Linked DNA regions of Homo sapiens: all the other regions are linked to region 1. Evidence: chromatin loops called from intact Hi-C (ENCODE). Cell type or tissue: dorsolateral prefrontal cortex. All regions are shown on one strand. Links, peaks and the distances in the headings refer to the core of each region. The heading gives the core; the rest is flanking DNA. Region 1 holds the start of CHRM1-AS1 (CHRM1 antisense RNA 1). Region 2 has its middle 8.2 kb from the start of SLC22A8. Region 3 overlaps SLC22A25 (solute carrier family 22 member 25).

Evidence for each region. Hi-C counts contacts between places; a loop is a spot of excess contacts. Peaks named below come from ENCODE experiments on the same cell type or tissue, not always from the same donor. Only the 100,000 strongest peaks of a DNase experiment are listed, where the experiment ranks them.
Region 2: a loop joins it to region 1, with 11 times the contacts of the local background. A loop is called at or near these places in 107 of 110 quality-filtered maps.
Region 3: it touches region 1 in a loop (7-fold over the local background); 41 of 110 quality-filtered maps call a loop at or near these places.

The regions. Positions count from the first base shown.
Region 1 is chr11:62,901,573-62,912,207 of GRCh38, forward strand. It overlaps CHRM1 (cholinergic receptor muscarinic 1), which reads right to left. Exons shown (of 2, transcript NM_000738.3): 2 at 7,107-9,606. The coding sequence starts at 9,528. The coding sequence ends at 8,146. CHRM1-AS1 (CHRM1 antisense RNA 1) reads left to right here and starts at 7,835. Exons shown (of 3, transcript NR_199052.1): 1 at 7,835-8,043; 2 at 9,031-9,273. In dorsolateral prefrontal cortex, for the core only: CTCF peaks have their summits at 4,569 (motif pointing right), 4,770 and 7,740 (motif pointing right); DNase peaks (open chromatin) are centred at 4,569 and 7,810; H3K4me3 peaks cover 867 bases; H3K27ac peaks cover 5,545 bases.
Region 2 is chr11:63,018,746-63,029,380 of GRCh38, forward strand. No RefSeq gene overlaps it. Among named protein-coding and RNA genes, the nearest start is that of SLC22A8, 8.2 kb to the left of the region's middle. RefSeq lists an enhancer at 1,536-2,117 and a silencer at 1,883-2,069. In dorsolateral prefrontal cortex, for the core only: CTCF peaks have their summits at 2,088 (motif pointing left), 5,521 (motif pointing left) and 5,721; DNase peaks (open chromatin) are centred at 2,406, 4,796, 5,236, 5,496 and 1 weaker place; H3K27ac peaks cover 3,408 bases.
Region 3 is chr11:63,206,868-63,217,502 of GRCh38, forward strand. It overlaps SLC22A25 (solute carrier family 22 member 25), which reads right to left. Exons shown (of 12, transcript NM_199352.6): 7 at 10,447-10,615. Among named protein-coding and RNA genes, the nearest start is that of SLC22A25, 31 kb to the right of the region's middle. In dorsolateral prefrontal cortex, for the core only: CTCF peaks have their summits at 5,955 (motif pointing left) and 6,154; no DNase peak of the experiment used is centred there.

The DNA of each region.
Region 1 (10,635 bases), core at 1,112-9,111:
GCACTTCAGGAGGCCAAGGTGGGTGGATCACTTGAGATCAGGAGTTCGAGACCAGCCTTGCCAACATGGCAAAACCCTGTCTCTACTAAAAATACAAAAATTAGCTGGGCGTGGTGGTGCGCGCCTGTAATCCCAGCTACTCAGAAGGCTGAGGCTGGAGAATTGATTGCACCCAGGAGGTGTAGGTTGCAGTGAGCTGAAATGGCACTACTGCACTCCAACCTGGACGACAGAGTGAGACTTTGCCTCAAAAAAAAAAAAAAATTATTGCCTACTGTGTCACAGACAATATGCCAAGTGCTTACAGATGCTGAGAGGTCAGGGTCTGAAGTGTGCTGGCCAAGACTTGGTTGGGCAGAGGCAGAGAGGAATAAAGGGAAAGTGAAGACTGCAGGGATGGGGAAGGAAACCAGTGTTTTCTGAGTGTTTAACATATGACAGGCTTAGCATGATTTGTCCCCCTTTTATTGATGAGGAAACTGAAGCTTGGAATAATGAAGTGACTCATCCATGTTCACAAAAAAACTCTGGCTCCCAAACTCTTGCTGTACTCCATATCATCTCCTCTGGGGGGACTGGGAGAAGAGAGGAGGAAAGAAGAGGGTGGGATTCCAGGCAATAGGGAAGTTTGAATTAGGAAGGAGAGGCTCAAGATCTGGTATGCTCTGAGGAGTATGTTGAGGCATAGTATTTTTTGGCTTTGCAAGATTTCTGCATTGGGTTTCAAGAACAGGAAACTAGAGGTTCTGATGGTTTAGTACTTCCCAACTCAAGCACCCAGACTTGAAGCCCTAGAGTTACAGGTGCTTGAAGGCTCCTGGGCTGGCTCTCTGCGGGGGACAAGCTCAAAGAACTCTCCCTGAGAGCCTGACGTGGTGCTGGGCACTGTCCTATAATGTTATGGGTTGAATTGTGTACCCTAAAAAGATATATTGAAGCCCTAACCCTCAGTACCACAGAATGCAGATATAGTTAATTAGGATGAGGTCGCAATGGAGTAGGGTTGACCCTTAATCCAACATGACTGGTACCCTTATAAGAAGAGAAGAGACAGAGAGACACAGACAGATGAGAGAGCACCATGTGATGACTGAGGCAGAGATTGAAGTGTGGCAGCTGTAAGACAAGGAATGCCTGTGGCCACCAGAAGTGGAAGAGGCAAGGAAAGAGTCTTCCCTACGGGTTTCAGAAGGAGCACGGCTGCTCCAAAACCTTGATTTTAGACTTCTAGGCTCCAGAATTGTGAGACAATGGGTTTCTGTTGTAAGCTACCCAGTTTGTGGTACTTTGTTACGGCAGCCCTAGGAAACTAATCCACATACTTTATCTCCTTTAGTCCTTTCAGTGACTCCCAGTCCAGGGGATTTCAAACTCCTAGTACCATGTTCCACCATTAGAAATAGTTTACCTAGTGATCTGGTGCATGCAAACATGTATCTGTTTTCCCTTTCTAAAGTGAAACAAAAGTTTCAAAAAGTACTACTTACCCTCATTATGTGTCACACCCCCGTATTTTCAAATCTACTTTAAACAAGTTCATTAAAAAAAAAAGCTGATCATGACTCTGATTTCATGACTCACTAATGGGGTCACAACCCACATTTTGAAAAACTCTTAGAATGTGAGCTTCTCCAGGGCAGAGACTATGTTCTATTTACTTCTCTGCTCCCTGCTCCTACAGTCTCTGAAACAGAGTGGGGGCCTGGCAACTATTTATCTGAACTGAACTCCCCATCAGGAAAGTATAGCAGCTCTTTTTTCCCAGTAAGGAAATGAAAGTTCATGGAGGTTAAAAAAGTTGCCCAAAGTCATCCAGCTTGTGAGCAGAGGAGTTAGTGTTGAGACAAAACCTTGGTTTAGCTCTGGATTTGGACAGCCCTGGTTGTCCTGGTCCTGCCATTAGCAAAGTGGTTCTAAGTAAGCACCTCCACTGCCCACAGATGGACCCCTTTCTAAGCATTGCCTCAGCGGAGGTATCTCTCCAGATAACCAGAAGAGAGGACCACAGTAGGTGTGGGGGAATGGCACTGGGAGTGAGGTGATGGCAGAGATTGCCATAAAAAGACACTATCCATCCTCTCCAGGACCTTGGAGCTGGCCCAGTGCACAAAAAGCCCTTTAGGATGGGTCTTCGGGGAGGACTACTGGAGGCTCATGTGGGTCTGTCTCTGCTTTTTTTTTTTTAGGCAGAGTTTCGCTCTTGTTGCCCAGGCTGGAGTGCAATGGTGCAATCTCGGCTCTCCGAAACCTCTGCCTCCCAGGTTCAAGTGATTCTCCTGCCTCAGCCTCCTGAGTAGCTGGGATTACAGGCATGCGCCAACATGCCTGGCTAATTTTGTATTTTTAGTAGAGACAGGGTTTCTCCATGTTGGTCAGGCTTATCTCAAACTCCTGACCTCAGGTGATCTGCCCACCTCGGCCTCCCAAAGTGCTGGGATTACAGGCGTGAGCCACCGCGCCCGGCCTCTCTCTGCTTTAACTGCCATTTCCCTACCCTTCCCCACGTGTCCCACATATCCCCTCCCTCTACTGCCTGGGCCCTTCCTCCCAGACCTCTCTGCTGTGCCCTCTCCGTTTAGTGGTCTTCCAGTGCCTCTGCATCTGAGCCTCTTTTCTGACCATCTCCTCCACCGTCTAGCTTCAACCGAAACCTGCTGTCCCTCCGAGGACACCCTGCAACCCTCTCAGGTGGGGGCTGTTTTTTTCTCTGGCTCTTGAAGAAGGCATATACATTTCCCAGGTGAAGTAGGAAAAGACTGATCCAAGCAAAGGAACTGAAAGGAGTAAAACCATGAAGAAGTAAGCTGAGGGCCTGTGTGAGGACCAGGAGAATTCCAGAGGCTGGGACTAAGGTCTGTAAGGGAGGTGTCACGGAAGAGGCTGAAGAATTAAGTAGGGCTGAATGGGAAGGCTTTTGAAGGCTAAGGAGCTTGCATTTTTATTTTAAGCGATTGGCTAGCTGTAAGCAAGGAATTGAAAGCATCAGATCTGTGTTTTGGCAAAATCACTTTGGCTAGAGCATGGAGAATGGATGGGAGTGGGACCAATTAAGGCAGGGTTGGCCGACTATGTCTGGTGGGCCTGTTTTTGTACCAGTCATTAGCTAAGAATGGATTTTGCATTTTTTATTTTAACGGAGTTTCCCTCTGTTGCTCAGGGTGGAGTGCAGTGGCGCGATCTCGGCTCACTGCCACCTCCACCTCCCTGGTTCAAGCAATTCCCCTGCCTCAGCCTCCCAAGTAGCTGGGATTACAGGCGCACACCACCGCACCTGGCTAATTTTTTTATTTTCATTTTTAGTAGAGATTGGGTTTTACCATGTTGGCCAGACTGGTCTCGAACTCCTGACCTTAGGCAATTCGTCCACCTCGGTCTCCCAAAGTGCTGGGATTACAGGCGTGAGCCACCGCGCCTGGCCTGAATTTTGCATTTTTAAAAGGCTGAAAAATAAACAAAAATAGTATTTGTGACACAAGAAAAATTATATGAAATTCAAATCTCAGTGATATTCAAAGAAAATATTTTTGGAACACAGCCATGCTCATTTAAGTATATATTGTCTATGGCTGCTTTTGACTGCATCAGCAGAGTTGAATAGTTGTGACAGAGACTGTGTAATATTGGAGTACCTTCACAATATTCTTGATTTTGTCTCTTGGTCTGCAGAGTCTAAAACTAAAATATTTGCTGTCTGGCCCTTTATAGAAAAAATTTGCTAATCCCTGAATTAAGGGATTGTTTTGGCACTTTGGGCAAGAAGCCTGGACTAGTTTGGAGGCAGTGGGGATGTAGACAACTGGATGAATTTGTGAACAATTCAGGAGATACGCTGAGTACAGGGAGTAAAAGACAGAAGGAGTCTGGGATGACTCCCAGCTTTCTGGTTTGAGCAACGTGTGAATGGTGGTGCTAGCCAGGCCAGGAATATCAAGAGAGAAAGTGAAACTCAAGGGCAGGGGAAGGACAGGGACTCACAGTGAAGAGTGAGAACTGTTTTCAGGCTTATTTTGTGTGATAGTCTGATTTGTGGGGTTATCCAGTGTGTGTATGTTACCAAAGGTGCTAACAACAACGATGTCAGAAGCAATAACCTCAAGCTCTCTCAAGCCCCTTAGAGCCTGAGGCTGGTGTGGGGAACCTGGCCATTCAAAAGACTTTTGTGCTCTAAAGGTGAGCAGGTACTTGTCTAAATTTCCAGTTGGGTCAGCATGAGTCCTGTGAAATCCCAGCCAGTGTCCTAAGAATAAAACCAAGGATTCCAAAGGCCTGGGGCCATGGGGGATTAGGAGAAGTTGGAGCTGTTCCTAGATGCCAAGCCCCCTACCTTCTATCTCCTTGTTGGTGAATTTGGTATACTGGCCAGAGAGGTAGGGCCTGTCTCTGCAAGTTTATAGTGGTATCCAAGGAAGCTGATTCTTCTGGGGTCTGATGTACCTGCTGAGACTTGGGGGCAGGGACTGGGGTGGCCAGAATCACCTACTCCATCTTGTCCTGTGGTCTTGTCTGATAAGCAGGCTCAGGCGGGTTACAAGAGCCGTGTTTTGGCAGAGCTATTCCTGTGATTGCCGGCAGATGGCGCTAAAGCAACACGGTGGGAGTGGAAGGAAGGTGGCGCAGGAGGAGAGAGGATCCTAACTTCTCCAGGCCGGAGAAGGGGTTGGTAGCAGTAGAGGGGAAGACAGCATTCAAAAAGCCGCTTCATTCTTTCCCTATTTCCAGCTCAGGCGTGTAGTCGCCCTTGTTTCTGGGGCCAAGAAAGACTCTCAGAACGGGGCAGTGGTGGAGTGTTTGGGGTGGACAGTTGCCATGTCCAGCCACCCTCTCTCTTTGGGTTTATCCCATTTCCCCAATTCTCTGGCAGCTGGGCCTGCAGGAATCTAGCTTCAGAGGACTGAGGGCACAGACCCCATCTCCGGGAAGCCTTCCTGGAATGCACACACCCTTTCCCGCCGAAACTTGTTCCCCCAAACTGCTTTAACCAAGCCATGATGGGATTTAAGTTTCTTCTCCCTGGATTGGGGGCATGGGCTTTTCAAAGCTCAGGCTGGAGGTGTAGGGTCAGAGCTGGGTCTGAAACTAGTCCTGGTTTCTGGCATTTACCGGTGAGCAGCCCTGTCCCGTGGTAACACTGATCATAGAGCCATTGAGGGCATTTCCCTACAATCTCTCTCATCCTCCTAACACTTCTGCAAAGGGCTTGTTCCCGTTTCAGAGATGAAGACACTGAGAAGAGACATGCCTAAGGTTGTTCAGTGAGGGACATGGCAGGTCAGACCTGCATCTGGGACAAGGGACAAGTGTGAACTGCTAGCTCCATTCCTGATGTGAATACCAGATTTACCCCCTCCACTTCTGGCCTTCAGTAGAGACCAGGTTAATCTGGCCCCAAAGTTCCTATTCTCCCAGCACTGCTCAGCTTGCTCAGTCCTTCTGCCTCCCAGGACCTCAGTTTCAACGCCTTTAACATGGGGCAGGGCATTTAGCCTTAAAGGGGCCTTAGGGCTGTGAGGGAGCAGTGGTAAGGGAGGGGCCCTCTTAGGAACTTGAGCTCACAACCCCGTAAGCTGTGCTGGTGGGAAGGGGATATGGGGTTTGGATCCTTCCAAACAGGAAGGTCCAAACAGCAGGGTCATTCTCACAGTGCTGTAGTTCCTGGCTAGCCTATCCTGTTTAGATCTTCAATGGATACCATTTCCTATCGTGTTGGAAGCTTTCTTCCAAAGGCTTCTGGGAGTCCCAACGGCTATAAGGGGGCTGAATCTCCACTCCTCTCTCTGCAAGGGCTTAGCTCCACCCAGGACCTCATCCCTCTAGGCCAATGATTCTCAAACTTTACCCTGCATCAGAACACCTAGAGGGCTTGTTAAAAATAGGTGGCGAGTTCCACAGAGTTTCTGATTTAGTAAATCTAGGAGGACCCTGAGAATTCTCATAGCTAACAAGTTCCCAGGTGATACTGGGGCTACTGGTCAGAACCACTGTGAACTGAAAGATTCACTCAGCAAGTCTGGATTATCCGAATCCTGCACATTTGCACATTTCAAAGAAAGGTTTGGCCTTGCCTGGCTCCTGGAAGATAACACTAAACCCTTGGAATATCCTGCCTGGTAAGTGTTTTTGCTTACCTTTGCTCCTTGGGCCACATGGTATCAGTTTAACTTCTGGAAGGGCTGGAGACTAAGTAAGGTCAGCCATGTGGGTGGTCAGCTATGCTTACACGATCAGCCTCCAGTAAGAACATTGGACACCAAAGCTCTGGTGAGCTTTCTTGGTTGGCAGTACTTCATTTTTTTTTGTCATACATCATTGCTTGGAAGATTGGGCACTGTCTGCACGACTCCACTGGGAGAGGACAGCTGGAAGTTTGTATCTGGTCTCTCCTGGTCTCTGCTCTGTGCACCTTTTGCTGTTGCTGTTTTATGCTCTATGTTCTTTCACTGTAATAAACTGTGAGGATAATAACTTTGCTGAGTTCTATGCATCATTCTAGCAAATCACTGAACCCAATGATCGTCTTGGAAACCACTACTCCAGGCTACGGGATTAACCTCTCTAGAATTCCTTTGCGTTGGGCTTTGGGGACCCTTCACCAAAGAAGTGCCTTATAACCTGACCTGAGGGTCATCCTGATGGAGTGTTTTGGCCTAAATACTTTAGGCTGTCATCTACTCAGTCCAGAGGTCAGGAGGTTATGAATTGCCTGGAAGTCTGGGTGTTGCTCTGTGGGGTAACCCTGAACAATCCTCCTGGATCTCTGGGCCTTATCTCCTCATGTGTAAATGGGGGTTTGGAAGAGTTCTGTTCTCCCCGGGTATGGCAGAGCCAATAGAGAATATGCAGGGATGTGGGCAGGGTTGGTTTATTTCACCTAGCTGCCTCACTTCCAGAGGTCAGGTCTGCCTTTTATAGCCCCACTCACCTGAGCCAGGGACTCCACGGTGCTGGGGTCCCCAGGCTTTAGTAGATCCAACCATGCAGTGCTGGCCCTCCTAGAACCACTTTCACGGCCACGGCCCACATTCCAAAGTACTTGGGCCCTCCCTGCCCCATTCAGCCCTGGCCTGAGACCAAGGCCTTGAGCCAACACAGTTAGGAAGGCCCCTTAGTGCCCGCTGGTTATGTGGCTTTATTCACAGACTCAGCACTTGCTGAGGATGAAAGGAAAGAACATTTGGGGCCAGGCTGGGCCTGGAGATCCGGGTGGCTGGGAGGCCATGCATGGGTTGGATTGGGGAGCTCACAGGAGAGAACCTGCTGGCTGGGCCAGGCCTGTGTGGGGCAGGGCCGGAGGCAGGCAGCATGCGGGAGGCCTGGCTAGATCTGCATGGAGCAGATCCATCCAGGTGGTGGCTGTGAGCCAGGAGGGAGGGACTGAGGCTTCTCTGGGGCAGGGGGTATGGATTTGCGGCTGGATAGCAGGCACACTTGACTCCCACTCCCAGGAAAATGATATTGTAGGACAGTCAGGACACCTGGCTCCTGGTCCTGTTGCTGCCTCGGGACTTGATATGTGACTAGCCAAGCCGGACCCTTCCAGTGTCATTGTCTTGCTGATGCTTGGACATTTGCCTTGGAGTTGACCCACCTAGGGACCCTCTGAGGACATTTGTGGACAATCCTGGAGAGTATGCCTAGGGCCCAGGTGGGCGGGCTCTGCCTATGAAGCGAGGGGATTCCCCAGCTCCCTGTCATCTGGCTTTTCTCCCAGCGGCCAGTTCAGTTTCTGGCTGTGCCCCCCAGGGGGCACCATCTCACACCGCAATCTGGGCCGCTGCTGGGCCAAGGAATACTTAATGTTAAGCCTTCTTTCTCCTGGCCCGCCCTGCTGGCTCCTGACTTCCTGCCTAAAGGCAAACAAGGAGTCCAAAGCCCGGATCCTCCTCCCGGGCCTTCTTCCTGGTGAAGAGCGCATTCCCACCCAGCAGGGAACAGAAAAACCAGTTCCCCGGGTTTCCCTCCCTGCCTGGGAATAGCGAAGTCTGGAAAGTTGGCAGGGTCTCTCTGGGCTGCCCAGGAAGGTGACCCAGGGTCCTGGGAAGCCAGGTGAGGCCTGAGCAGGGCCCTGGGGCTGAGGATGCAGCCCCTGCCCTCTTCCCACCGGCCTTTCCCGGGGACTGGGGTGGAGGGATGCAGGAGAGGGGACTATCAGCATTGGCGGGAGGGAGTGCGGTGCACGGAGCCAGGGCGCTTGGGGATCTTGCGCCAGCGTCTCTTGTCCCAGCGGCAAAGCAGCAGCAGGCGAAAGGTGTCCCGGAAGGCTTTGTTGCAGAGTGCGTAGCACATGGGGTTGATGGTGCTGTTGACGTAGCACAGCCAGTAGCCCAGCTCCCACAGGGTCTCGGGAACACAGTCCTTGCAGAAGGTGGACACCAGCACCATGATGTTGTACGGTGTCCAGGTGAGGATGAAGGCCAGGAGGATGGCACTCAGGGTCCGAGCCGCCTTCTTCTCCTTGACCAGCGAGAAGGTCTTCCGCTTGGCCAGCTGCTCCTTTCCACGGGGCTTCTGGCCCTTGCCAGCTCGATCACGCCCTTTCTTAGTCGGCCTCTTGACTGTATTTGGGGAGCTCCGTGGGGGCTGCTTGGTGGGGGCCTGTGCCTCGGGGTCCACCATTGGCATCTTGATCACCACTTCGGAGCCAGGCTCCTCTCCCTCTGAGGATGTGAGGGACTCCATGGAGCCTTCGTCCTCTTCCTCTTCTTCCTTCCAGCTGTAGGCCTGCAGCAGCCTGGGGGCCCGGCAGCAGCGACAGCAGCGGCCTGGAGGAGTCTCTGGTGAGCCCTCAGCCCCTGGCTGAGACCTCTCTGAGCTGCTGCTGCTGCCACCCCCTTTGCCTGGCGTCTCGGAGCCCTGAAGGGCTGCCAGCTCCCGTGCTCGGTTCTCTGTCTCCCGGTAGATGCGCCAGTAGAGCGTGCACATGACTGTGACAGGGAGGTAGAAGGCAGCCATGGCTGTGCCAAAGGTGATGATGGGCTGGGAGAGGAACTGGATGTAGCACTGCCCAGCTAGCACTGTCCGCTCCCCTACCAGGTACTGCCAGAAGAGGATGGCTGGGGCCCAGAGCACAAAGGAAACCAGCCAGGCCAGGCCGATCATCAGAGCTGCCCGGCGGGGTGTGCGCTTGGCACGGTAGCTCAGGGGCCGAGTCACGGAGAAGTAGCGGTCAAAGCTGATGAGCAGCAGATTCATGACGGAGGCATTGCTGGCCACATAGTCCAGGGCCAGCCAGAGGTCACAAGCCAGCGTGCCCAGAGCCCAGTGGCCCATGAGCAGGTACGTGGTATAGAGGTTCATGGAGAAGGTACCGATGATGAGGTCAGCACAGGCCAGGCTCAGCAGGAAGTAGTTATTGACTGTCTTGAGCTCCGTGTTGACCTTGAAAGAGATGAGTACCAGCAGGTTGCCTGTCACTGTGGCTAGCGACAGGAGGCCCGTGGTGATCCCAATGAAGGCCACTTGCCAGGGACCCTTTCCTGGTGCCAGGACGGTGATGTTGGGGCTGACAGCAGGTGGGGCTGAAGTGTTCATGGTGGCTAGGTGGGGCTGGGGTTGGAGAGCCCCTTCCTCCAGGCACGCTACAGGGCTTCCTCAGGGGAAAGTCATCACCTGAAAAGAGAGGACATGGGCTTTGGTTGGGCCACTGGACATTTCTGATAGACCTTATTGGAAGATGCTAGGGATGTAATTCTTGCCCTTGCAGAGCTTCAGACCAGATAGCATCACCCTCCCTTACCGGTGCCCACTCATGGTCATTTATCATGCACTTTCCCAGCCATAAGTGGATTTGCCAGCAGCGTGGAGTGGCTTTGGGATCCAGGGATTTGAATCTTCATTCCAGTTTTACCTTTCAGACTCCAGGCCTCCATTTTCTTACTGGGAAATTACTACAAATTCCTATCTTACATAACTCGGGTTGCAGGAGTTGGGAAACTCACTTTGTATACAGTCCTGCCAAATTCTCAAAGCATTTCACTCAACTTTATTAAAGCCCTCACTTACTGAGTAGTCACTGCATGCCAGACACAGTACTAACCACCTAAATGAATTATCTAATTTAACTGCTGTACGTCTCTAGGAGAAAGGGCTCTTATTATGCCCATCTCACTGTGAGGGAACTGTGGCTCTGAGCAGCTGCAAGCCTTGGCCATGGTGACAGAGATAGTAAGTATGATAAGAACCCGCAAGAACAGAAATGTGTCCTAAAACAGGAAAGAAAGAAAAGAAGCCATTCTCACTCTCCCCGGGTATGTGGTGCTCCAGTGGGATTCTTCCACTAATAAGGAGAGATGGGAAGAAAGGGGAGTTCCTGAGAAGATAAACAGAGAGAGATGGGAACAGAGGGGCCTTAGGGGTGTGTGCGTGCATGTATTTTTTTCTGCACGTTTTTCTGCGCATGCGGGTTTACATACGTATGTAGGGGGTGGTATTTGGGGCTGAATTGAATTCTCTATGAGGGCAGCAGGGAAAATTGTGCTGGACTCAGACACTCAGTTGCTAGTAAGAAGGTCTGGGGCAGGCCGGCGTGGTGGCTCACACCTGTAATCCCAGCACTTTGGGAGGCAGAGGCAGGCGGATCATGAGGTCAGGAGATCGAGACCATCCTGGCTAACATGGTGAAACCCCATCTCTACTAAA
Region 2 (10,635 bases), core at 1,620-9,619, 120 kb after region 1:
GAAGTCTTAAATTCACTCAGGCAGGGGAGGAGCTATGACAAGTCTTATCTTCAGAAGCAGTAGGTGAGTCTGGGCATTCTGGACAATTCCAGGTGGCCTCATGGAACTTTCTGTGGGCCATCAACCCTCCTAGCTGCTCACTCATTTGTCTGTCCATCTGCCCATTCATCTGTCCATCCGTTCATTCATCCATCCATCCCTCCCTCCATCCAATGTGCGCCATGGGCTTGTATATCTGAGGCCCCGTTCTAGGAGCTATGGTGCCTGCCCTACCCTCCAGCCTCAGAGGAGGCAGCCACCCAGAAACAATCACAGCATGAAGGAGATGACCTCAATGTCATGGGAGAAGTCCATACATTCCAGGGGTCAAAGGAGAGGGTAATAATGACCAGGTTTGGGGAATGGGATCAGGGTGGGCTGCCTGGAGAAGGTGGCCTTTACACTGAACTTGGATGTGGAGGGTGGGGATCAAAAGATAAAACCGGAGAGGGACCTGCCAACCCAGGGATGTGAGTGTAAGGTGTGTTGGGGGGAAATGGGAGGTAAAATGGATGAAGCAGCTTGGGCAGAATTTCTCTTCCATCCAGGGTGGTGGCCTTGGTCTCAGGGGCTGGGACATCTCTGCGATAGTCTCAGAGGGGCCGATAATCCCCTGGGCTTCTCTGTCCTCCTGGGGGTGGGAGTGGGGAAGCTCCTGAGGCTTGTGACCCGTGAGGCTCCAGGGGCTCACCGAGTCACACTCAGTGGTGCCTAGCCTTACTTTGGGCAGATTCTGGGTCTCTCACCCATCATGAAACTTCCATGGGGCCATTTGTGCCCCTGCTCCTGCTGTGGCTGCTGCCTGCTGGCTGCCCACTCACCACCCTCTCCAGGGTGGTTCCAGGCAGTTCTGCAGCACGTGTGGGCCCCTGTCCTGCTCCCCAGACTGCAGTCCCTGGCAGGGATGGCGAGACATTCCGTAAATTCCCAAGGGCCAGGAGCTATTCCTCTCTGGTGGCTGACTGGGGGCCTCTCAGCCCGTGGCTTCGTCAGTGACTTATTAGGGACTCCAGATTCAGCCCCTGTGCTTGGGTGGTTCTAACAGATTTGGTGGCCTCTGTATGGTGGTTTCAGGCTTGACCTGCCATGGGATGTCCTCTGCCCTCAAACCCCAATCTCTCTCTCCCTTCACAGGCTGATTCTAAAGTTTCCTTTATGGGAGTGAGGCAGTTCAGGGAATGAGGATTCTGCAGGCCTGAATTTTTTTCTTTTTTTGAGGGGGAGTCTTGCTCTTGTTGCCCAGGCTGGAGTGCAATGGCTCAATCTCCGCTCACCACAACCTCCGTCTCCCAGGTTCCAGTGATTCTCCTGCCTCAGCCTCCCGAGTAGCTAGGATTACAGGCATGCGCCACCATGCCCAGCTAATTTTGTATTTTTAGTAGAGACGGGGGTTTCTCCATGTTGGTCAGGCTGGTCTCGAACTCCTGACCTCAGGTGATCCACCTGCCTTGGCCTCCCAGAGTGCTGGGATTACAGGCATGAGCCACCGTGCCCAGCTGCACAAGCCTGAATTTGAATCTCGACTCTACGTCTTGTTAGCTGCGTAGTGATGCCCGCCTAAGCCTCAGTTTCATCACTTGTAACTGCAAAACGGGGAATAAAACCTACCTATGGGATTGTTGGGGTTTTAAATAAAAGTGTATAAAGCCTGAGCCCAGTGTTGGGCACACAGTATTTAATTACAGGGTCAGCCCTGAGGGCACAGGCCTCAGCAAGGCCCGACACTCCCAGAAGAGGAGGAGGAAGAGAGGCCAGAACAGGAGGAGTGTTCTCCAGCTCCTGGGGCACGGGCCGAAAGCCCTTCCATGTGGGTGGGCTTCTTGAGGCCCTCCCTGGGCCCTTGGAGGCAGCCCTGGCCCAACTAATTCTGGTCAAGCCCATCATGTTGCCAGGCAGCCTGGGTCTCAGCTGCCACCCTAAGTGGCACAGTGCAGGGACACAGGACGCTCTGAGGGCTGTGCTCCAGCTGCCAGGGCAAGGCTAGGAAATGTCCTCATGGGCAGCTCTGAAGGCACGGTCGGGAGAGTCGCCCCCTTCTGGTGTGCACCGGAACGGCACCTGTTTCCTCAGGAGGGTGTGGCTGCATTTTGGAGCCCTCGCGCCACCTGGCAAAGAACCCAGCGCAGGGAACGGATTATGTGGATCCCGGAGCTTCCTCACACCAGACACCTGCCTAAGAACTGGAGGGCGGGACCCCAGGCTGACGCTCCTTAGCAGCAGGCGGAGGGGACACATGCCACTGTCCCCATGTCCCAGCACGGCTTTCTGTTCATCCGATGTCTTAAGCCAGGGTTGGCCAACTCAACTCACGGGGCCAGGTGATGTGGCCAAGTGAGGTGGGCCAAGTGCCAGCGAAAGGGAGCGCGGGGCCACGGGGAGTTGCAGAGCGCATGTCCAGTCTGAAGGGGGCAGCGGCCCGCTCAGCACCAGCTGGTGTTGCCATGGGGATATGCAGGCTTCAGTTGCCAGATCTTCAGATATTTTAAAAATAGCTTGAAATCTGGACTTTTGTGTGAAATTTTCCAATTGTGTAGGCGACCCCTCCTCCCACCTTCTGGAATCCCTTTGTCTTTTCTGCTTGAACCCCCTAAAGGGGTCAACTCCCTCAAGTGATTCCTTGCAGACGAAGGTAGGATCTCCTCTGATTCGTCCTCACAGTTCCTCCTTGCTGGCCTTCAGGAGTTTATTCACCGAGCAAACATCCAGCACCTGCTCTGGGCTAGGCCTTGTGCAGAAATGGATTTTGAAGATGGGAGGAAATGGAGAAGACTCAGAGCATTGCTTTGGAGAATGAAGGAAGAATGGAGGGGACAGGTGTCAGGCTCCCTGGGACACCTTACCACCACTTCCCAATTGGGATCTCCTATCTGAGCTGTGAGGTCTCCTCCCTGTTATGCCATCCATGCTTTGGGTGGAGAGCCTCGTTCCCACTCAGCATCTCTTTTCTCATTGTTTCCAAGGCTGGGTCTTTCTTGGCTCCTCAAATCACACCTCCTCCGAGAGGCTTTCCTGGACCATGCTAGCTAGAGCAGCTTTCTCTATACCAACCGTACACTCTTTATAGCACTCATCACTGTCTGAAATGATACACTTGCTTATTATCTATCTGCCTTCTCCCCACTCAACTATAAGGCCACAAAGGCAGGGCCTTCCTGAAGGATGTATTGGCTGCTCTCTGAACCCTTGGCAGGAGTTTGTGAGTTTATATTCCCCAGATGCTCTTCAGGCACAAAAAGCTAGACTAGAGGTTTTCAACAATGTCCAAAGGGTCTTTAAAACTCTGGAGTCACCGCCATCATCGGTAGTCCTTTTATCTCCACTGGTGTGTCCATGGCAGGGCCCTGCTTTCTGCTGTCCTTTGGGGCCCTGGAAATCCCAGATCTGTTTTCAGGAAACATTCTTAGCAGAGGTAGTGCTCTGTCCCAGACCACACTTGCTGGGCCTGTTTTCTCGCCTGCAAAAATGGGCAGAATGATAACTGTTGCAAGCTCATAGGGGTGTGAGGAGGGGAGTGCACGTCGTCCTGTGAGGTGGTAACCCCAAATTCTGTCATGAAGCATGGTGTCCCCTGGGTCCTGGCTGGGAGCTCGGAGCCCATTTTATACCTACCCCCAAGTAGTGCATGTATTCTGCCTGCCTTATTTCCTGCCCACAGCCCTTGCACAGGCCTGCTCTGCAGTTGGTCTCCCTCAGCATGGCAGAAGAGCTTAATGATAAAGATGGGCTGAGCTTCCAGGAGCAGACGGCATGGGACAGAAGTCACAGATGCAAGGGAAGATACTCAGAGCCTGTGAAATCCCCTCAACTGCTCCCCTCCCCCACCAACCTTGTCCTTGGACTTGCATGTCCCTCCTCGGGAGGGGGATTGGCAGATGAAACTTTATCATGATGAAGGCAAGGGCCAGTCACAGCTGAGCTCCTGCATGTAGAGGACTCGGCAGCAGGGACCAGTCTGATGATAAAAATGACAGCAACCGTATACATAGCTGCTTGTCAGGGGAGGGAACCTGGTGCTGGGGGTGAGGGCAGGAGTTCACTGTTGCGTGCATTCGTATCTGCCAACCCAACAGTGTTCAGAATCATAGATGGCTGTTTATCTTGGGCAGGGGGGCACTGGTGGCCCACCCCAGAGCTCTGATCTCATCTTAGCTTCATCAGTGCTGTTGATGAAATTCAGAGAAGTAAAGTTTATCAGGTTTTCAGAGAACCCAAAGCTGGGATACAAGGTGTCTAAGTAGGAGAACAGAATCAAGATCCAAAGCAGTTGGAAGGTTGAATACTGGGCCTGCTTCCTTCTGGCAATGTAATTTCAGACAAGTCTCATAAAGTTTTTGAGCCCTGGTTTTCCCATCTGCAAAATGGGGACAATGCCACCGACACTGCAGTGCTGTAAGGGTTAAGAAGACAGCCTACATAGAGCACCCAGCAGAGGCTGTATGCCTGGCACACAGTAGCCCCTCACTCACTAGTGGCTACGGCTGTGATGAATACCAATGTGAGCTCCTTAGGCCAGGAGCCTTGTCTTTCGTTCCTGTATTCCTGGTGCCTGGTATGGCGTGGGCACTGAACAAATGTTTGTCAGATGAATGAACAAGATGAATTTGACAGGGATAAATGTCAGTTCCTGGACTCGCATCCAAAGACCCAGCTGCACAAGGATGCAGTGGGGGAGAAATGGCTTAGCAACAGCACATGTGAGAAAAGCCGAGGGATTGAAACTGACAGAAATTCAGTCAACATGAGGTGGCTGCCAAAACCAGCCAGGGCAAACTTGGGTAGCATTATTAGAGGCTGGGTGCTCAGAAGAGGGAGGCCACGGTGGTCAGACCAGCCTCAAGAGCCACAGACCCTTGTACGTTTCGCCTGTAGGGAGGCTGGCCAACCAGATGAGGTGGGGAAGAGTCCTAAAGACCACATATCATGAGATGCGGCTGAAGAAACCAGGGCGCTGAGCTTGGAGAAGAGAATCACAAGGCACGTGGTGGCATTCAGATCTTGCCTCTTCCACTTGCTCTGGACAATCAACAGCTCCAAGTCCCAGTTTCCTCATCCGTAAAATGTGCAAGCCACAGGTTGGAGGTCACGCCGCTGCTGGAGAAGGGCAGAAATGGGAACCCGAGCCTTACTGGACCGGCCCCCCTCCGCCTCCCTCCTGAGCTCTTCAGCACGGAGGTTGTTCACGCTGAGGACAGCTGTCAGGGAAACTGTGGGTGGCCAGAGGCCTCTGTTTCCATTTTAGGGGTTGGACCAGGATCACAGGGGCAGCTCCTTCCAGCCCTAACCCTTCCTTCTCCTTTCTTCCACTTGTGGCCGATTCTATAGTCTGGGTGCTTTCCTGGCGGCCAGCTTCCCTCTATTTGCATGGTTTCTGCGTGTAAGATTTTGTGTGCAAAAGGCTGCATCTGTTCCTCTTCTTCCCAGAAACCGCCCGGTGCCTGCAGTGCGCCCGCCTGGTGTTCCCTCTGCTCCCTCTGGTGGCTATAGCGGGTACTGCACAGGGCTCAACAGAGCCAACCAGAATAGCGTTGGAATCAGACATCTTGGTAAAAGTCCCGGCCCTCCATCAACAGATGAATGGATAAGCATAATGTGGTATAACATACAATGGAATATTATTCAGTCTTAAAATGGAAGGAAACGATGACAACTGGATGAGTCTCAAAAACATTAAGTGAAAATAAGTTGGCACAGAAGGACAAATATTTTATGATTCCATTTATAGGAGGTATATAGAACAGGTAGATTCAGAGACACAAAGTAGAACAGAAGTTACCAGGGGCTCACAGAGGGGGAAAAGGGGAGTTATGGTTTAATGGGTACTGAGTTTCTATTCGAGATAATGAAAAATTTCTGGAAATGGATAATAGTCATGGTCACACAACATCGTGAATATACTTAATGCCACTTATTGTACCCTTAAAAATTGTTAAAATGGTAAATTTTGTGTTGTATATATTTCATTACAATAAAAAGTAATACAATATTCATAACACAAAATTTACCATTTTAAGCATCTTGCTACCTAAGGGCTGCATGAGCTTCATCAAGTCACTTAGCTTCTCTGGGCCTCTGCTTCCTCATCTGTAAAGTGGGGAGAGCAATACTGCTTACCTCACTGCTACCACCCTGGTCCAAGCCACCATACTTTCTCACCTGGAGGATTGCAAACTGCCTCCTTGATGGTCTCCTGGCTTCACTTTGGCCCTTCCCAACAAGTCTTTTTCTACTAAGCAGCCATAACATCTAGAAAACTAGGTTAGATCAGTCACGCTCCTGCTTAAAATTCTCCCCACACTCCTCTTTTTGACCAACAGGATCTGGTCTGTGATCACCTCTCCTGCCTCAGTACTTTCTGCCACCTCTCCCTCACCAAGATATTACTCCATGCTCCTTTTGCCTCCAGGCCTTTGGCCTCATTGGTTACCCTGACTTGAATGCTGTTCTCCTGATTGTCTTACATTGCCAGGTCATCCTTGTCATCAAGGTCTCATCTCAAATGTCACCTTCTTTTTCTGGGGATTTCATTTCTTACCAGCCACTCCAATGTTGCCTTACCTTCTAGCCATACTCTTATCACCTCTGTCTTGTTTGATTTTCTTCATAGCACCTGTCATGATCTGAAATTGTCTTATCTCTGTGAAACTGGGTCATTTTATGGGCTGGATTTTGTAGAGTGCAAAGTAGGGTATAGTTTTTATTTTTCTTCTGCCTCCATCCTTGCACTTGCTCTGTTGCTTCTCTCTCCCCACATTGTCTTTGTCCATTTTCTGTTGCCTATAACAGAATACCACAGACTGGGTAATTTAAAAAAAATAAAAAAAGAGATTCATTTGGCTCATGGTTCTGGAGGGTGGGAAGTCCAAGAGCATGGTACTGCATCTAGTGATGGCCTTAGTGCTGCATCATAACATAGTGGCAGGCATCACATGGTGAGAGAGGGTGAGAGAGTGTGAGACACAGACAGAACTGGGGGTTGAACTTATCCTTTTACCAGGAGCCTGCTTCCGGGATAACTAACCCACTCCTCTGATAACAGCATTAACCCACTGATGAGGGCAGAGCCCTCATGACCTAATCATATCTTCAAGTTCCCACCTGTTTTTTTTTTTTTTTTTTCCAGACGGAGTTTCACTGTCATCTCCCAGGCTGGAGTGCAGTGGCACGATCTTGGCTCACTGCAACCTCCACCTCCCAGGTTCAAGCGATTCTCCTGCCTCAGCCTCTCAAGTAGCTGGGATTACAGGCGCATGCCACCAGACTCAGCTAATTGTTGTATTTTTAGTAGAGATGGGGTTTCACCATGTTGGCCAGGCTTGTCTTGAACTCCTGACCTCAGGTGATCCACCCGCCTTGGCCTCCCAAAGTGCAGGGATTACAGGTGTGAGCCACTGTGCCGGGCCCCCAGCTATTAATACCATCACAATAGCAATTAAATTTCAACATGAGTTTTGGAGGGGACATTCAAACCATAGCACCCCTCCTTGAAAATGTTTCAGCTAAGTATAGTTTACCCATTTTTTTCAGGTATTAGATCAATTTCAATTTTAGACATTAAAAGTCTGATTCTTTTAGGAGATGTACATTGAAGGATTTAAGAATGAAGAGTCATGGTGTCTGAAGCTTGCTTTCAAGTGATTTAGCAAGACCATGTATACACACATACACACAATGTTAACAAGTTTTGAATCTAGGTGGTGAATATATAGGTATTTATTATACTATTCTTTCAACTTTTCTATATGTTTGAAAATTCTTATAAAATGTTGGGCAAAAAGGAAACTGCTTTTGTCAGGTTAAGAAAATAAACCCAGTCCTATATAAATAAAAATATTTATCTTCCATCCAATATAAAGCTTCTCCTATTCAAGCTGACCAGGCCTGGCTTTCCGCAGTGGGGAAGGTTGGGGGGATGGGCAGCGGGTGTATGGCCAATGTCCTCACTCTCTCGGATTCACCTCCCCTCCCACTCCTAGCAGCTGCTTCAGCTCCTTCAGGGTCTGGGAAGGGAGGAGGGAGGAAAGGAAGAGGAGAGGGCTCCTCAGTTGTGCTCTTGTCATCCATGTGGGGTGTACTGCTGGGCTTCCCCCTCCAGGAACTCTGCCCATACCATTGTTTTTTTTGTTTTGAGATGGAGTCTCACTCTGTCACCCAGGCTGGAGTGCAGTGGTGCAGTTTTGGCTCACTGCAACTTCTGCCTTCTGGGTTCAAGCAATTCTCCTGCCTAGGCCTCCCTAGAAGCTGGGATTATGGGTGTGCACCACCACACGTGGCTAATTTTTGCAATTTAGTAGAGATGGGGTTTCACCATGTTGGCCAGGCTGGTCTTGAACTCCCGACCTCAGGTGATCTGCCCACCTCAGACTTCCAAAGTGCTGGGATTACAGGCGTGAGCCACCGTGCCCGGCCCCCACACCATTCTTGATGTGAGTGATGCCCAGCTGATCTCTCACACTCTGCCCAGTACTACCAAAAAAGCCTCTTTCTGCTGGGGTTGCCTTCTGCTCGCAGGTAGCCTCTTGGGTGAGGTCCCATTGAGGGGACAGTGTATTAGTCTGTTCTCATGCTGACAATACAGATACCCAAGACTGAGTACTTTATAAAGGAAAGGAGGTTTAATGGACTCGCAGTTCCACATGGCTGGGGAGGCCTCACAATCATGGTGGAAGATGAAGGAGAAACAAAGTCACATCTTACGTGGTGGCAGGCAAGAGAGGGTGTGTGCAGGGGAACTCCCCTTTATAAAACCATCAGATCTTGTGAGACTTATTCACTATCATGAAATCACTATCATGGGAAATGCCCACCCCCATGATTCAGTTACCCCCTACTGGGTCTCTCCCATGACACGTGGGAATTATGGGAGCTACAATTCAAGATTTGGGTGGGGATAGAGCAAAACCGTATCATTCCACTCCTGGCCCCTCCCAAATTTCATGTCCTCACATTTCAAAACCAATCATCCCTTCCCAACAGTCCCCCAAAGTCTTAACTCATTCCAACATTAACTCAAAAGTCCATAGTCCAAAGTCTCATCTGAGACAAGGCAAGTCCCTTCTGCCTATGAGCCTGTAAAATCAAAAGCAAGTTAGTTATTTCCTAGATAACAGTGGGGGTACCGGAATTGGGTATATACACCCATTCCAAATGGGGGGAACTGGCCAGAACAAAGGGGCTACAGGCCCCATGCAAGACCAAAATCCAGCGGGGAAGTCAAATCTTAAAGCTCCAAAATGATGTCCTTTGATTTCATGTCTCACATTCAGGCCACACTGATGTGAGAGGTGGGTTCCCATGGCCTTGGGTAGCTCTGCCCTTGTGGCTGGGAAAAAAACAGGAGCGATCACGTAACATTCCTGAACACCAAGGTATAGTACGGTGGACATTCCTGAGCCCTGCTTGGTCCCTGATGAAGGGATAGGGTTAGTGTTAGGGTTAGGGTTAGGATTAGGGTTAGGGTTAGGGTTACAACGGGCTGGGAGGGGGGCAGGGGTTGGCAGGGCTGCAACTTCTTTTATAGGTTTTCTTGGGCAGAATCAGTTCTGGTTTTCTGCTAGCTTCTGGTGGCTCTGGGCTTTCCTTGACCTCTGGACGCACTCTCTGCGCTCTCCGATCTCTGCCTCTGTGGTCACACTGTCTACTCTGCTGTGGGTGGAATCTCCCACTGCCTCACGGTCATAGGACATTTTTCCACTGGACTTAGAGCCCTCTCAGGTAACCAGGATGAGCTCCTCCCTTCAAAACCCTTAACGTTTTTTACAAAATTAATTAATTAATTTTATTTTTAAAACTTTTATTTCCGTAGGTTTTTGGGGAACAGGTGGTATTTCATGACATGAATAAGTTCTGTAGTGGTGATTTGGGAGATTTTGGTGCACTCATCATCCGAGCAGTGTATACTGACCTCTATTTATGGTCTTTTATCCCTCACCTCCTTCCCACTTTTTCCATCTGAGTCCCCAAAGTCCATTGTGTCATTCTTATGCCTTTGCATTCTCATAGCTTAGCTCCCACTTATGAGTGAGAACATGTGATTTTGGTTTTCCATTCCAGAGTTCCTTCACTTAGAATAATAGTCTCCAGTTCCATCCTGGTTGCTGTGAATGCCATTAATTCATTCCTTTTTATGGCTGAGTAGTATTCCATTGTATATATGTACCACAGTTTCTTTATCCACTCGTTGATTGATGGGCATTTAGGTTGGTTCCACACTTTTGCAATTGTGAATTGTGCTGCTGTGAACATGGGTGTGCAGGTATCTTTTTTGTGTAACGACTTCTTTTCCTCTGGGTACCCAGTAGTGGGATTGCTGGATCAAATGGTAGTTCTACTTTTAGTTCTTTAAGGAATTTCCACACTGTTTTCCATAGCGGCTGTACTAGTTTGTATTCCCACCAGCAGTGGAGAAGTGTTGCCTGTTCACTGCATCCACACCAACATCTATTATTTTTTGATTTTTTTGATTATGACCATTCTTGCAGGAGTAAGATGGTATCGCTTTGTGGTTTTGATTTGCAGTTCCCTGATGATTACTGATGTTGAGGATTTTTTCATATATTTCAAAACCCTTAACTTAATCACATCTTTTATCATTTGCAG
Region 3 (10,635 bases), core at 1,450-9,449, 310 kb after region 1:
TGACTTCAAACTACATTACAAGGCTACAGTAACCAAAACAGCATGGCAGTGGTACCAAAACAGATACATAGACCACTTGAACAGAACAGAGCCCTCAGAAATAATTTCACACATCCACAACCATCTGATCTTTGATAAACCTGACAAAAACAAGCAATGGGGAAGGGATTCCCTATTTAATAAATGGTGCTGGGAAAACTGGCTAGCCATATACAGAAAACTGAGGGGTCCACCTTATACAAAAATTAACTCAGGATGAATTAAAGACTTAAATGTAAGACCTAAAGGCATAAAAACCCTAGAAGAAAACCTAGGCATTACCATTCAGGACATAGGCATGGACAAAGATTTTATGACTAAAACACAAAAAGCAATGGCAACAAAAGCCAAAATTGATAAATGGGATCTAATTAAGCTAAAGAGCTTCTGCACAGCATTGGTAACTATCATCAGAGTGAACAGGCAACCTTCAGAAGGGGAGAAAATTTTTGCAATCTATTCATCTGGCAAAGGGCTAATATCCAGAATCTACAAGGAACTTAAATAAATTTACAAGAAAAAAATACTCCATCAAAAAGTGGGTAAAGGATATGACCAGACACTTCTCAAAATAAGACATTTATGCAGCCAACAAACATATGAAAAAAAGCTCATCATCACTGGTCATTAGAGAAATGCAAATCAAAACCACAATGTGATACCATCTTGGAACAGGAATTAAGAGAAATGAAAGAATGTGTAAGCAGAAACTCAGCTGTATGTAAGAAAACCCAATTCCCCCTGAGAAAAAGAAAGAGCTGGAGTCCTTTAAAAATTAACTGCCTATTTTTCTGTGGCTAGTGAGCCTTATCTCTCCTTCTTTCCTAGGCATTGTGAAGACCCTGTTTCTCTAGATGTGTAGCTGCAAGGTCACTAGACAGATAAACTCAAGTCGTAAAACATGTTTGTTTTTGAAATGTAAGAAATGATGTAATGCATGTCTTAATTAATTGAATAACTGTCTTTGTTTCTCACTTCTGTAATATGCTTCCCCCTGCACAGATCTCCCCCTACCCCACGAAATGCTTAAAAGGTAACTTAAGTCTTTGTTCAGGGCTCAGTCCTTTGGATGCTAATCTGACTGGGCCAGCACACCTAAATAATAACTATCCTCCTGAACCCCATTGGTCTCTCTGATTCCTTAACAATCCTGCAACATTTCTGGGGACTCATCCAGGATTGGAGATGACAGATTTACTGTCTCCTTTGCCTGTGGGACTACAGCCCTGTGGCCATGGGAGACCTGGCATCCAAGGCATACCATGAGGGAGCTTCACCTGGATGGAGACTGGCTCTTCCCCCATCCTGGCAGCCTGCCTGGCAGTGCAATGGAGCCAGGGGTGGGGCTGCAGTATGATACCAGCACTTCAGGAACCATGGTAAGGAGCAAGGGCCCAAGGCAGGGAAGCCCATCCCATAAGGACAAAGGGGAGCTTCATCACCTCCCAGGGAACAACCACTAATCCAACCCAGAATGGCTGGGGGTGGCAGGAGTCGCTTGCCAATTTGGATGAACCTCATGTCCCCACTAACAAAGTGAAAGTGGTTCATTGGATCTGGAGACAGGAACTGGGAGTGTGTGCGTGCATGTAAACCTACCCGGGACACGAGAGAGGCTCATTTCATCTGATAGGAAGTCCTGGGGTAGGAGTGGTGTGTGTATGTGTGAGAATGTGGGAGCCTAACTAGGCTCACCTGGGACATGAGAGAGGCTTGTTTCATCTGATGAGGAGTCCTGGGGCAGGGGAGATGTGTGAAAGTGTGTGAAAGAGACAGTGTTGGGAGAGGCCAATGTGGGGAGTGACAGGAGGCATAGATCCCTTAGCAGGGGCTGTGTGCTTGGAGGTGAGTGTGGGGGAAATTAGAACTAGGATGCTGCATATGGCTGATAGGACCAGCTTCATGGCCAGCTTCATGGCTGTAGCAGGCTGTGACAGGGGAAGGCACGTTCCTGGCTAAGCAGCATCCAAAACTCCCATAACAGGACCCGGTCTGGTGGACCCAAGAGTGAAAGTGTGCCACAAGGGAGGAAATGGGAGGGAAAGTGTCAAAACCAACTCCTTTGGAGTGCATGATAAAGTATTTAAAAAAAGGATTTAGAGGTGATTATGGCATGAAACTGGATGCTCAAAAATTAAGGACGTATTGTGAGATAGATTGGCCTGCTTTCAATGTGGGGTGGCCCTCTGAAGGTACAAAAGACAGGAAATTAATTGGCCGTGTGTTTAAGGTGGTCACTGGAGTTGGAGGACAACCAGGATACCCAGACCAGTTTCCCTATATAGACTCTTGGCTCAGTGTGGCACAAACTAGCCCCAATTGTTTACAGCCCTGCCTAGAGGGATACTGCAAGGCATTAGTGGCTCGGGCACCCAACCAAAGAAAGCAGAGGAACCTAAAGCCCCTAGCATCTCCCAGGAAAAGGAATCCCTGAAGCCTCAGCCAAAACCAGTTCTTCAGGCCCCACCAGAGGAAAGAGAATGTCGGCCCCCATATGTGCCAGTCTACCCGTCTTTGGCCAGAATAAGGCAGGAGGCAGAGTCAGGAGCATCTGGAGAGTCAGGCTTGGAGGAAAGTGAGGCTCAGTCTCCCCTGAAAGAGTAACAGAAGCCCCCGTTAGAAAAAAACAGGGAAGATGGACAGGGCGAGGCAGCTGGGCACCTCTGCTCAGGCGAACCACAGGCTTTGCAGATGCCACTTTGAGAGACCAGGATACAAGTTTATGATGACCAGGGGCAGACACAAGGTGGCTCTAGGGTTTACGTTTATCAGCCTTTCTCCACTACTGATCTCTTAAATTGGAAACAGCACACCCCTTCCTATACAGAAAAGCCTCAGGCCCTCATTGATTTGGTGAATTCTATTATTATGACACACAACCCAACCTGACCAGATTGTCAACAACTTTTGCTAACTTTATTTAATACAGAGGAGCATAGGAGAGTTAATCAGGCAGCTCTCAGCTGGTTAGAAGGGGAAGCCCCAGAGGCCACCCCTAACCCATGCCAGTTCACTGTGGAGCAATACCCAAATGAGGCAAGGGACATGGAATGGCTGCAGCTATATAGAAAGGCACTCCCAAATGGGAAAAAAGCAGGAGGAAGGAAGGCAATGAATATGAGTAAAATATCAGAAGTGTGCCAAAAGCCTGACAAAAGCCAAAGTGCATTCTATGAAAGGCTTTGCGAGGCATATAGGCTGTACTCTCCAATTATTCCAGAGGCTCCTGAAAACCAAAATATGATAAAAATGACCTTTGTCAGGCAAGCTCAGGGAGACATAAGATGAAACCTTCAGAAGCCGGAAGGCTTTGCAGGGAAACACATTAGTGAACTCCTGGAAATAACAAACAAAGTATACATAAACCGGGAAGAAAGGAAGAAAGAAAAACCAGAAATAGAAACAAAGAGACAGCTTGATTTATAGCTGCTGCACTAGCAGAAATTAACCCTGGATTTGCTAGAGGGCATGGCTGAGGCAGAGGCTGAGGAAGGGGGAAGACAAGACCAGGAGAGGAAGGCCAGTCTTGGTTGGACAGGAACCAATGTGCAAGATGCAGGCAAATGGGCCACTGGAAAGATGAGTGCCCCGAAAAGGAAAAGGATGGAGATGATGGTCAATTGTCTAACACCCGAGTGTGGCATTCTGTTGCTATTCATGTCTGAAAGGCAGATCCTGACCTGATTGGCTTAGGGGGCTGAGAATTTTGAGGACTGAGACAGACTGGGCTCCATATTTTTAGGCCATGGGGAGCCTATGGTGTCTATGGAAGTAGGGGGCCGATTAATGGATTTTTTGGTTGATACTGGTGCTGATTACTCTGTGGTAACTCACCCAATTAGCCCCTCCACGAAGAACTGTGCTACTATCGTAGGGGCTACTGGGGCCAAAGAAAAGAAACCTTTATGCAAATCCAGGGGATGTGTTATTGGGGCACAAAAAGTACAGCATGAGTTTCTATATATGCCAAATTGTCCAGTGCTCTTGTTAGGGAGAGACTTACTCCAGAAACTGCAGGCACAAATTTCCTTTATACCTAAAGGGAATATGACCCTGGAGATAGAGGTGCTAAAGGCAATGGGTATTGACCCTGACTGTCCCAAGGGCTGAGGAGTGGCAGCTCTATGAACTGTGTGCCAGAAGGCCACTGGAGCCAGACCTACACAATATGTGGGGGATGCTTTTCAAGGTACCACGTGTATAGGCTGAGGAAAACCCCCCTGGACTTGCTGCAAACAGACCCCTGGGTGGTAGTAGAGCTTAACCCTCATGCTGCCTCGGTATGAGTCCGTCAATACCCACTACCTAGAGAGGAAATTGAAGGAATAACAAAACATCTAAATCAGCTCTATGAACATGGGATTATAGTGAAATGCAAGTCCTCCTGGAATACTCCTCTGCTGCCCATGAGCAAGCCAAAAGGTGAATACAGGCCAGTGCAGGATCTCCAGGCGGTAAACAAGGCCACTGTGACTATCCATGCCATAGTACCCAACCCTTACACAATGTTGGGACAGATTCCTGCTGAGGCCACGTGGTTCACATGTCTGGACTTAAAGGATGCCTTCTTTTGTTTGAAGCTTGCTCCCCAAAGTCAGCCTATATTTGCCTGCCAGTGGGGGCAATTGCAATATGCCTGGACAAGGCTGCCGCAAGGGTTTAAGAATTCTCCTACCATTTTTGGTGCTGGGAAAATTGGCTAGCCATATGTAGAAAGCTGAAACTGGATCCCTTCCTTACACCTTATACAAAAATTAATTCAAGATGGATTAAAGACTTAAATCTTAGACCTAAAACCTTAAAAACCCTAGAAGAAAACCTAGGCAATACCATTCAGGACATAGGCATGGGCAAGGACTTCATGTCTAAAACACCAAAAGCAATGGCAACAAAAGCCAAAATTGACAAATGGGATCTAATTAAACTAAAGAGCTTCTGCACAGCAAAAGAAACTACCATCAGAGTGAACAGGCAACCTACAGAATGGGAGAAAACTTTTGCAATCTACTCATCTGACAAAGGGCTAATATCCAGAATCTACAATGAACTCAAACAAATTTACAAGAAAAAAACAAACAACCCCATCAAAAAGTGGGCGAAGGATATGAATAGACACTTCTCAAAAGAAGACATTTATGCAGCCAAAAGACACACGAAAAAATGCTCATCATCACTGGCCATCAGAGAAATGCAAATCAAAACCACAATGAGATACCGTCTCACACCAGTTAGAATGGCGATCATTAAAAAGTCAGGAAACAACAGGTGCTGGAGAGGATGTGGAGAAATAGGAACACTTTTACACTGTTGGTGGGACTGTAAACTAGTTCAACCATGTGGAAGACAGTGTGGCGATTCCTCAGGGATCTAGAACTAGAAATACCATTTGACCCAGCCATCCCATTACTGGATATATACTCAAAGGATTATAAAACATGCTGCTATAAAGACACACGCACACGTATGTTTATTGTGGCACTATTCACAATAGCAAAGACTTGGAACCAACCCAAATGTCCACCAATGATAGACTGGATTAAGAAAATGTGGCACATACACACCATGGAATACTATGCAGCCATAAAAAATTATGAGTTCATGTCCTTTGTAGGGACATGGATGAAACTGGAAACCATCATTCTCAGCAAACTATCACAAGGACAAAAAACCAAACACCACATGTTCTCACTTATAGGTGGGAATTGAGCAATGAGAACACATGGACGCAGGAAGGGGAACATCACACACTGTGGTCTGTTGTGGGGTGGGGGAGGGGGGAGGGATAGCCTAATGTTAAATGATGAGTTAATGAGTGCAGCGTACCAACATGGCTTATGTATACATATGTAACAAACCTTCACGTTGTGTACATGTACCCTAAAACTTAAAGTATAATTTAAAAAAAAAAAAATTCTACCATTTTTGAGGCGGCCTTGGCCACAGATCTTGAGGCTTTTGCACCACCTAGTGACAATTGTGTGCTATTACAATACATTGATGATTTGTTATTCACTGTCCCCATGAGGGAGGAATGCCTCCAAGGAATAGAGAGGCTTCTTCACCTGCTGTGTGAAGCTGGTTATAAAGTGTCCAAGGACAAGGCAAAAGTCTGTTTTTGAGAGGTTGGATATCTATGATTCATGGTATCCCAAGGCCAGCCCAGGCTTGGAAGTGCACACAAGGAGGCTGTATGTGCATTGCCCACCCCAGTTACAAGTGGCAGGTCAGGGAATTTCTAGGTGTGGCAGGATTCTGCCGAATCTGGATTCCAAACTTCTCCCTTATAGCAAGGCTCCTCCCTTATATGAGGCTATCAAAGGAAAGGAAAGAGAGCCCCTCCTATGGGAAAAGGAACAGGAAAAGGCCTTCAAGGATATAAAGGAAGCTCTCATCCAGGCCCCAGCACTTGGGTTGCCAGATGTAAAAAAAGCCCTTCTTTTTGTATGTGGATGAATGAAAGGGAATGGCAGTGGGAGTCTTAACTCAGTTGTTGGGCTGTTGGCATCAGCTGGTAGCTTACTGGACCTTCATGGCCTTAGGTTGGCCCAATGCCTCAGGGCATTGGTGGCTACCACAATCCTTATAGAAGATGCCAACAAGCTAGCCCTAGGTCAGAAGTTAATAGTTCGGGTGCCACACGCTGTAGTCACCTTAATGGAGCCAAGAGGACATCGTTGGCTGTCCAATTCTAGAATGCTAAAGTATCAAGGACTTCTGTGTGAAAATCCCCAGATAACACTAGAGACTATAAATACCTTGAACCCAGCTACCCTGCTGTCTGTGGAGAAACCCGATTGGAAGGGCAGTGGGTTGCCTCACTGCTGGCAGGACCTTCCCCACTGTTGCATAAATATGGTGGACGAAGTGTTCTCGAGCCGGGAAGATCTCAGAGATACCCCCTTGGAGAGGCCAGATGTTGAATACTTCACTGATGGTAGCAGTTTCATAACAGATGGGGTGCGATATGCAAGGTATGTAGTAGTGATCCAACACTCGGTAGTCGAGGCTCAAGCCTTACCTTCTGGGACTTCCACTCAGAAGGCTGAATTAAAAGCCTCAGAAGGAGGAGTACATGGAAAATTTAATTTAACCAACTGTTGCCAAGAAATTGATGATAATGGCTTAGCTGTCATGGAAATCACAGCTAGAATGAACAAGTTGGTCCATGTTCCAGTTCAGATTTGGTCCAGGTGGTCCCCAGATTCCTTGTTTGGAGGATGGTTCTTAGCTTTTGGAGGATTCAAAACCCTCTGGTGGGTTCTTGCTTATTCTTGGTATCTGCCTCATCCTCCTTTGCCCTTTAACCCAGTTTGTTAGGAGTATACAGTCAACTATAGAGGCAATAGTAACCTGACACACTACTGCGCAGTTGATAGCATTAACAAAATATCAGCCGCTGCCAGTAGAAGAAGCGCAGCTCCGTGAAGAGGTGGCAAACAGTGGTGCTTTCTATTAACACTTTTGTTATAAAAAGCACCAAAGGAAGGAATGGAACAGGAATTAAAAGAAATTAAAGAATGTGTAAGCAGAAACTCAGTTGCATGTAAGAAAACCCAATTCCCCCTGAGAAACAGAAAGAGCTGGAGTCTTTTAAAAATTAACTGCCTGTTTTTCTGTTGCTAGTGAGCCTTATCTCTCCTCCTTTCCCAAGCATTGTGAAGACCCTGTTTCTCTAGCTGTGCAGCTGCAAGGTCACTAGACAGATAAACTCAAGTTGTAAAACATGTTTTTCCTTGAAAAGTAAGAAATGATGTAATGCATGTCTCAATTAATTGAATAACTGTCTTTGTTTCTCACTTCTGTAATATGCTTCCCCCTGCACAGATCTCCCCCCACCCCACGAAATGTTTAAAAGGTAACTTAACTCTTTGTTCAGGGCTCAGTCCTTTGGATGTTAATTTGACTGGGCCAGTGCACCTAAATAATAAATATCCTCCTGAACCCCATCAGTCTCTCTGATTCCTTAACAATCCCACAACAATCTCACATCAGTTAGAATGGCAATCATTAAAAAGTCAGGAAACAACAGATGCTGGAGAGGATGTGGACAAATAGGAACACTTTTACACTGTTGGTAAAAGTGTAAATTAGTTCAACCATTGTGGAAGACAGTGTGGTGATTCTTCAAAGATCTAGAACCAGAAATAACATTTGACCCAGCAATCCCATTATTGGGTATATACCCAAAGGATTATAAATCATTCTACTATAAAGACACATGCACACATATGTTTATTGCAGAACTATTCACAATAGCAAAGACTTAGAACCAACCCAAATGCCCATCAGTGATAGACTGGATAAAGAAAATGTGGCACATATACACCATAGAATATTATGCAGCCATAAAAAAGGATGAGTTCATGTCCTTTGCAGGGACATGGATTAAGCTGGAAACCATCATTCTCAGCAAACTAATACAGGAACAGAAAACCAAACACCACATATTCTCACTCATAAGTGGGAGTTGAACAATGAGGACACATGGACACAGGGAGGGGAATATCACATCCTGGGGCCTGTTGTGGGATGGGAGACTAGGGGAGGGATAGCATTAGGAGAAATACCTAATGTCAATGGTGGGTTGATGGGTGTAGCAAACCACAATGGCACATGTATATCTGTGTAACAAACCTGCACGTTTTGCACATGTATTCCAGAACTTAGAGTATAATAAAATAAAAGTGGGCATAGGACATGGACAGACACTTTTCTTTTTTTAATTTATTTTAGATTTGGGGCACATGTGAACGTTTGTTACACAGGTAAACATGTATTATGGAAGTTTGTTGTACATATTTTTTCATCACCCAGGTATTAATCCCAGTACCCATAGTTATCTTTTCTGCTTCTCTCTCTCTTTCCAAACTCCCCTCTCAAGTGGACCCCAGTGTTTATTGTTTTCTTCTTTGTGTTCATAAGTTCTAATCATTTAGCTCCCATTTATAAGTGAAACCATGTATTTGGTTTTGTGTTCTTGTATTAGTTTGCTAAGGATGATACCCTCCAGCTCCATCCATGTTCCTGCAAAAGACATACTCTCATTCTTTTTTATGGTTGCATAATCATGGTGTGTAAGTACCACATTTTCATTAATCTGTCATTGATGGGCATTCAGGTTGATTCCATGTTTTTGTTATTGTTGATAGAGCTGTAATGAACATTTGCAACAGTTTTCAAAAGAAGACACACATATGACCGACTATTATGAAAAAATGCTCAATATCACTGGTCATTAGAGAAATGCAAATCAAACCACAATGAGATGCCATCTCACACTAATCAGAATGGCTATTAATAACAAGTCAAAAAGTAACAGATGCTGGCTAGGTTGCGGAGAAAAAGGAATGCTTTTACACTGTTGGTGGGAGTGTAAATTCATTCGACCATTGTGGAATACAGTGTGGTGATTCCTCAAAGACCTAAAGAAAGAAATACCTTTCAACCCAGTAGTCCCATTACTGGGTATATACCCAAAGGACTAGAAACTCTTCTACTATAAAGACATATGCACACGTATGTTCATGGCAGCACTATTCACAATAACAAATACATGGAATCAACCTAAATGCCCATCAGTGATAGACTGGACCAAGAAAATTGGTACATATATACACCATGGAATACTATGCAGCCATAAAAAAGAACAAGATTGTGTCCTTTGCAGGGACATGGATGGAGCTGAAGGCCATTATACTTAGCAAACTAAATGCTGGAACAGAAAACCAAATACCACATGTTCCCATTTATAAGTGGGAGCTAAAGGTGGGAGGAGGGAGAGGATCAGGAAAAATTACAAACGGGTATTAGGCTTAATACCTAGGTGATAAAATAATCTGTACAACGAATCCTCATTATGCAAGTTTGCCTATGTAACAAGCCTGCACATGTACCCCTGAACTTAAAATAAAAGTTAAAAAAGATTTTCTTATAAAAAAAGTGGTATGGATAAATTTAAATTTCTAATGAGCAGCAATGATTTTTTTAGTATAAGCATGTCCCATGAGATATTTTGGATATCATTACACTAAAAATTATTTGTTCTTTATCTGAAATTTGAATTAAATGGAACCTCCTATGTTTTATTCAGTTAAATAAAATACTGAATATTTGGGTGAAATAAAATTTCCTATGAACAGTGAATAATTTTGAGTTTTATTGCATCCCTTGCAATATTTGGATATTTTTCAGAAGTATTTGTTGATTATCTTATATTCAAATTTAATTAACTGTCCTTAATTTCATCAGGAAACCCTTTGTGTTTTGCTTCTTGAATTGCATATTTAGCACAGATTAGGAGAATGTACTCAAGGCTAGATAGAGGATCAAATGGAATTCATGTCCTCATTCCATGTACATCTGCATTCAAGGATGTCATATGGCAAAAGAAGAATGCAAGCTCAATACCTTGAGAACAGAAAGAAGACAAAGCATGGTGCAGACATCACCAACTGGAGGATGCACTGGTCTCGAATGACAAAAGCCAGGCTTCCCAGGGTTATATGTCCAATACTAGCAGCACAAAGTGTCAATGTCAATGCCATGGCACAGAATTGGTGAGTTATCCACTCTACAACTGAAAGAAAACACAAACAA